Regions from separate parts of the Homo sapiens genome. Here region 1 is linked to region 2. A link is a loop called in an ENCODE intact Hi-C map of the cell type or tissue named here. Cell type or tissue: CD4-positive, alpha-beta T cell. All regions are shown on one strand. Links, peaks and the distances in the headings refer to the core of each region. The heading gives the core; the rest is flanking DNA.

What was found. Peaks named below come from ENCODE experiments on the same cell type or tissue, not always from the same donor. Only the 100,000 strongest peaks of a DNase experiment are listed, where the experiment ranks them.
Region 1: a loop joins it to region 2, with 4 times the contacts of the local background. A loop is called at or near these places in 2 of 110 quality-filtered maps.

The regions. Positions count from the first base shown.
Region 1 is chr7:6,321,409-6,324,315 of GRCh38, reverse strand. No RefSeq gene overlaps it. Among named protein-coding and RNA genes, the nearest start is that of FAM220A, 26 kb to the left of the region's middle. RefSeq lists an enhancer at 565-1,065. In CD4-positive, alpha-beta T cell, for the core only: CTCF peaks have their summits at 944 and 1,146 (motif pointing right); a DNase peak (open chromatin) is centred at 1,145.
Region 2 is chr7:5,492,884-5,495,744 of GRCh38, reverse strand. The region is part of intron 3 of FBXL18 (F-box and leucine rich repeat protein 18); the gene reads left to right. Among named protein-coding and RNA genes, the nearest start is that of MIR589, 1.6 kb to the left of the region's middle. RefSeq lists enhancers at 485-534, 605-684. In CD4-positive, alpha-beta T cell, for the core only: a CTCF peak has its summit at 954 (motif pointing left); DNase peaks (open chromatin) are centred at 364 and 914; H3K4me3 peaks cover 410 bases.

The DNA of each region.
Region 1 (2,907 bases), core at 139-2,638, 830 kb before region 2:
CCAGCCAGAAAGCAGTATTTCTTTTCACACTCCCATATTCCAAGACTTATGACTCATGCTTGTTCAGGAAAACCTATTATGTGAGGGTGAGCTGAGAAAAGAGGGGAGTTTGGTTGATTTTAAATGCAGGTGCTTTGTTCCGTGTCTTAATTCATCTGGAAATTGAGAATGCGGCCGTAGGAGAACAGTGCTTTTTAGCTTTGTGTTGTGATGCCTTTGGGAAAGTGGGAGGAGTAGGTTAAGTCACAGGCAGATTCATTGTTAAACAAATGTTCATGGTTTCCTACTGCACGGTGTAAAAGCAAGGTTTGGCAAATACGTGAATTTAAAAATGTTTAAGCATTTGGAATTTCCATTAAAATCAGCTTCTCCTGGCTGGGGAGGGTGGCCCATGCCTGTAGTCCCAGCATTTTGGGAGGCTGAGGCAGGAGGATCACTTGAGGCTAGGAGTTCCAGACCAGCCAGAGGAACATAGGGAGACCCCCATCTCTTAATTATAATTAACTAACTTATTCATTTATTTATTTATGAGACAGAGTTTCACTCTTGTCGCCCAAGCTGGAGTGCAGTGGCATAATCTCAGCTCACTGCAACCTCTGCCTCCTGGGTTCAAGAGATTCTCCTGCCTCAGCCTCCTGAGTAGCTGGGATGACAGGCATGTGCCACCACACCTGGCTAATTTTTTCATATTTTTAATAGAGATGGGGTTTCACCATGTTGGCCAGGTTGGTCTTGAACTCCTGACATCAAGTGATCCGCCCGCCTCGGCCTCCCAAAGTGCTGGGATTACAGGTGTGAGCCACTGTGCCCGGCCTAATAATGCTTATTTTTGAAGTGATACGGGCATATATATTTATATATATTGTGTTTAAGTTGGCAGATGAGGTCATGTGTCATTGGAGGATGCCAAGTAATCACTTAGTTTAAGTGACCTTTATTCTGGGCAAATTTTAAGCTAGAATGCGAAAGTCTCACCTCCCTCTGAAGGTGAAAGACTGAAGCAGGCTGCACTGGATGGAACGCTGATGCCGGATAGACTGTTTTGTGAATCTCATGGTAATTTATGTGGCTGCATAATAATTTGGGAGGAGTGGATGAGGTTGGGAAGAAAGCCCCGGGGCTGTGCCCGTGAGGTTCGCGTTGACCACAAGAGGGAGCCATGTGTTCACCTAGGGAGTGTGCTGTTTTGGGATGTTTTTATGGTTATTTTGTTTAGCCAAATTCTTAAGCAAAAATTAACATAAAAACGTCAGACTTAGTTTAGTATGGGTTGTTAACGCAAGTGTGTGTAATGTATCAAACCTTACAACAAGATCGTAACTATTTCCTTTTTTAAATTTAAAATTTTTTTGTAGAGATAAGTTCTCACTATGTTGTCCAGACTGGTCCCCAAATAACAGGCTCAAGCAATCCTTCCACCTTGGCATCCCAAAGTGCTGGGATTACAAGTGTGAACAACTGTACCCAACCCAGCTGCAGCTCTTTATTTATTTGTTCACTTAATTTATTTTGAGACGGAGCTTCACTCTTGTTGCCCAGGCTGAAGTGCAATGGCACGATCTCGGCTCACTGCAACCTCTGCCTCCCAGGTTCAAGCAAAATTCTCCTGCCTCAGCCTCCCGAGTAGCTGGGATTACAGGTGCCCACCACCACGCCTGGCTAATTTTTAGTAGAGATGGGGTTTCACCATGTTGGCCAGGCTGGTCTCGAACTCTTGACCTCAAGTGATCCGCCTGACTCGGCCTCCCAAAGTGCTGGGATTTCAGGCATGAGCCACTGCACCCGGCCCAGCTGCAGCTCTTTAATTCAATACCCATAGGTGGTGCTTAAAGAAAGAAGATAAATGTGATAGAAAAGTAAAATGTATTTTTGTGTTTATTTTTTATTTTGGTGCATGGCTTTCAGTAAGAAACCACATTTTCACACTGCACCAACACGAACAGTAGTTTTAGGGCCAGGTGTGGTGGCTCACGCCTGTAATCCCAACACTTTGGGAGGACAAGGTGGGAGGACTACTTGAGGCCAGGCATTCCAGATCAGCCTGGGCAACACAGTGAGACCCCATGTCTACCAAAAAAATAAATAAAATGATATAAAATAAGATAAAAATTTAAAAGAGCAGTAGTTTTCTTCAGAGTGGGCTGGTCAGAATTTTCACTTCTGCCAAGGATGTTCACAGGCTCCCAATGTTGGGAGCTTTTCTGGGCCCTTTCAGGTGGATGGGGCAGGGGCAGGGAGGACCTGTGCTGATTTGCGGGCCCACAGTGCGTTCCTCCTCAGCCTGTTCCTTTGCATGAGAGCCTCTTAGATGCCCTTACAGGGAAATCTGTGACACAGAACAAGTCCATTATGGCTGAGCATGGTGGCTCATGCTGGTAATCCCAACACCTTGGGAGGCCAAGGTGAGAGGATTGCTTGAACCTGGGAGGCTGAGGCTGCAATGAGCCGTGATCATGCCACTGCCCTCCATCCTGCAAGGGAGAGCGAGACCCTATCTCAAGAAAAAAAAAAAGTCAATTTTTTACTATAGAAATCACAACTTTAAATTTCTTTTGTGGCTTGTAGTGAAACATGCTTAAAATGTTGGAATCTACTAAAAAAGATTGAGAACTGCTATTGTATTATTCTATAACATCAATAAATGATTGCTCTTTCTTTTCTTTTATTTATTTAATTTTTTTGAGATGGAGTCTCGCTCTGTTGCCCAGGCTGGGGTGCAGTGGCGAGATCCGGCTCACCACAACCTCCGCCTCCCAGGTTCACGCCTTTCTCCTGCCTAAGCCTCCCGAGTGGCTGGGATTACAGGCGCCCACCACCGCACCCAGCTAATTTTTTGTTATTTTTAGTAGAGACGGGGATTCACCATGTGCAGGATGGTCTCGATCTCTTGACCTCGTGATCTGCCTG
Region 2 (2,861 bases), core at 1-2,500:
TTGCCCGTGGGCAGGAGCTGTGCAGAGGAAACGGCGCTGGGATCCCTGGAGGCTGGCACGATGCTCCGAGGCCGCATCCTGGGGCGGCCGGAGTCTCTTTGGTGGCAGAGCTTGGAATCCCACGCCAGCCACCTGCTGCCACTGGCAGCCCCCACACCGTGACCCCCAGCTTTGTGCTTGCTGGGGCTCCTGGCAGGGAGGGGGTGGTGCAGGAAGGAGTCGCTCTGGCTGGGACTTGGACACACCTCAGTAGTAAGGGGATTACAAATTGGGCAGAAAAGACACCTTCTTTCCCTAGACCAGCTAAGCCCTGCTTGCGGTGGAGGGCGGGGGAGCGTGTCACCCTGAGTCACCCGGGCTGCTGTGAGCGTGACCAGGGCAGCGTCTGGGCAGAAGCGGGCCATCCTTTTCAGAGCCAGGCCCCGGAGCCACCCTAGGGACACCTCGGAGGCCTGGGTGCTGCTCTCACGGCCCGTGCAGTGGGTGGCCAGATGGGAGCCCCCGCACTGTGAGCTCAGCACCTTTCATGCCCACAGAGTCACCAGGAGACCCAGGTGCCCCCTCAGGGAGCAGAATGGGGAGGCTGGATCCTCACTCAAAGGTGAGGCCCGGCGCAGTGGGAGCCTTTTCCTCGTCCCCATCCTCCCTGCAGACGCTGCCGGTCACTCGAGTCAGGTCAGCTCTGCCACCGTCCTGGGTGCCGTGCCCCAGGCGGCGTGCTGTGGGAGCCTAGGAAGCTTTAGACGTGCCAGGCCCGCTGCCTGACCAGTCACTCCCGTGGGCCTGCCACATCCTGAACACCTGTGACAGGTGACTTCCTCCGGGGCGGAAGAATGTGGATGTGGTTATCTCGTGGAAAAAAGGTTTTTTTTCCACGCTCTGCAGACTTGGTTTTTAACCCCAGAGGCTCGGGGCGATCTGGGGCGGGTAGCACGGAGCCGCATCGCCACCTAGTGACCACACGACGGCACCGTCCTTGCCCAACGCCCCGTTTCCATCTCCTGCTGTCTGGAGCCTCCTGCTTTTGCTTTGGAGAGAAATCCAGAGGTGACTTTGCAGCTCAGCAGGTGCGGCGCCTGCACCGTCTTTTTTACCCCTTCCCGTTTCCCACCTTCCGGTCTGCAAAGGGTTGTTTACTTTAGGATTTTTTTAGGGAGAGGTGGTATTTAAAATATACGTAATGAAAACATTTTATTACTATCTTTAAATAAAAACAATCTGAATAGCTTAACAAAACAAATATAGAAAAATAAAGACAATTTGGATGTTTTATTTTATTATTTATTTAATTTTATTTATTTATTTTTTTGTGTGAGACAGAGTCTCGCTCTGTCACCTAGGCTGGAGTGCAGTGGTGTGATCTCAGCTCACTGCATCCTCTGCCTCCAAGCAATTCTCCTGCCTTCGCCTCCCCAGTAGCTGGGATAATGGGCATGCCCCGCCACGCCCAGCTAATTTTTTTTTTTTTTTTTGAGATGGAGTTTCACTCTTGTTGCCCAGGCTGGAGTGCAATGGTGCCATCTTGGCTCACCGCAACCTCTGCCTCCCAGGTAGAAACGATTTTCCTGCCTCAGCCTCCCGAGTAGCTGGGATTACAGGTGTGTGCCACCACGACCAGCTAATTTTGTATTTTTAGTAGAGATGGGGTTTTTCCATGTTGGTCAGGCTGGTCTCAAACTCCCGATTTCAGGTGATCTGCCCTCTTCGGCCTCCCAAAGTGCTGGGATTACAGGCATGAGCCACCGTGCCCGGCCTGCCTGGCTAATTTTTGTATTTTTAGTAGTGACAGGGTTTTGCCATGTTGGCCAGTGTCGAACTCCTGACCTCAGGTGATCCGCCTGCCTCAGCCTCCCAAGGTGCTGGGATTATAGACGTGAGCCACCGCACCTGGCTGAGAATTTCTGCTTAAATCAATTAAAAGAAAATTAACTACCAGGCATGGTGGCTCACGCCTATAATCCTAGCACTTTGGGAGGCTGAGGCAGGAGGATTGCTTGAGCTCAGGAGTTGGAGACCAGCCTGGGCAACATAGTGAGACCCCTGTCTCCACACACACACACGCACGCACGCACGCACGCACACACACACAAAAGTAAATAACCAGTCTCTCATGAGCCACACTTCCTTTATTCTTTTAAAAAAAAAATTTTGGCCAGGTGCAGTGGCCCACGCCTGTAATCCCAGCACTTTGGGAGGCTGAGGCGGGTGGAGCAAGTGGTCAGGAGATTGAGACCATCCTGGCTAACACGGTGAAACCCCATCTCTACTAAAAATACAAAAAATTAGCTGGGTGCGGTGGCAGGCGCCTGTAGTCCCAGCTACTCGGGAGGCTGAGGCAGGAGAATGGCGTGAACCCGGGAGCTTGCAATGAGCTGAGATCACGCCACTGCACTCCAGCCTGGGCAACAGATCGAGACTGTCTTGCTCTGTCATCCAGCTTGGAGTGCAGTGGCACGATCCTAGCTCACTGCAGCCTCGAAGTCCTGGGCTCAAGCGATCCTCCCACCTCAGCTTCCCGAGTAGCTGGGAGTACAGGTGCGTGCCACCATGGCTGGATAATTTTTGTACTTTTTGTAGAGCTGGGCTCTCACTATGTCGCCCAGGCTCTTCTCAAACTCCTGGGCTCAAGTGATCCTCCTGCCTTGGCCTCCTGAAGGGCTGGGATTATAAGTGTGAGCCACCATGCCCGCCGTGACTTGGTCTTTTTGTGTCACCTACCAGGGAAGAATCTCCATGCCTGTGGCGCCTTCTGCTGTGGCTGCCCTCAGCATCTGTGCTAGGATCCTGGGGCTGCCAGGACAATTGATCACAAACTGAGTGGCTTCATGCAACAGGCATTTATTGTCTCACGATTCTGGAGC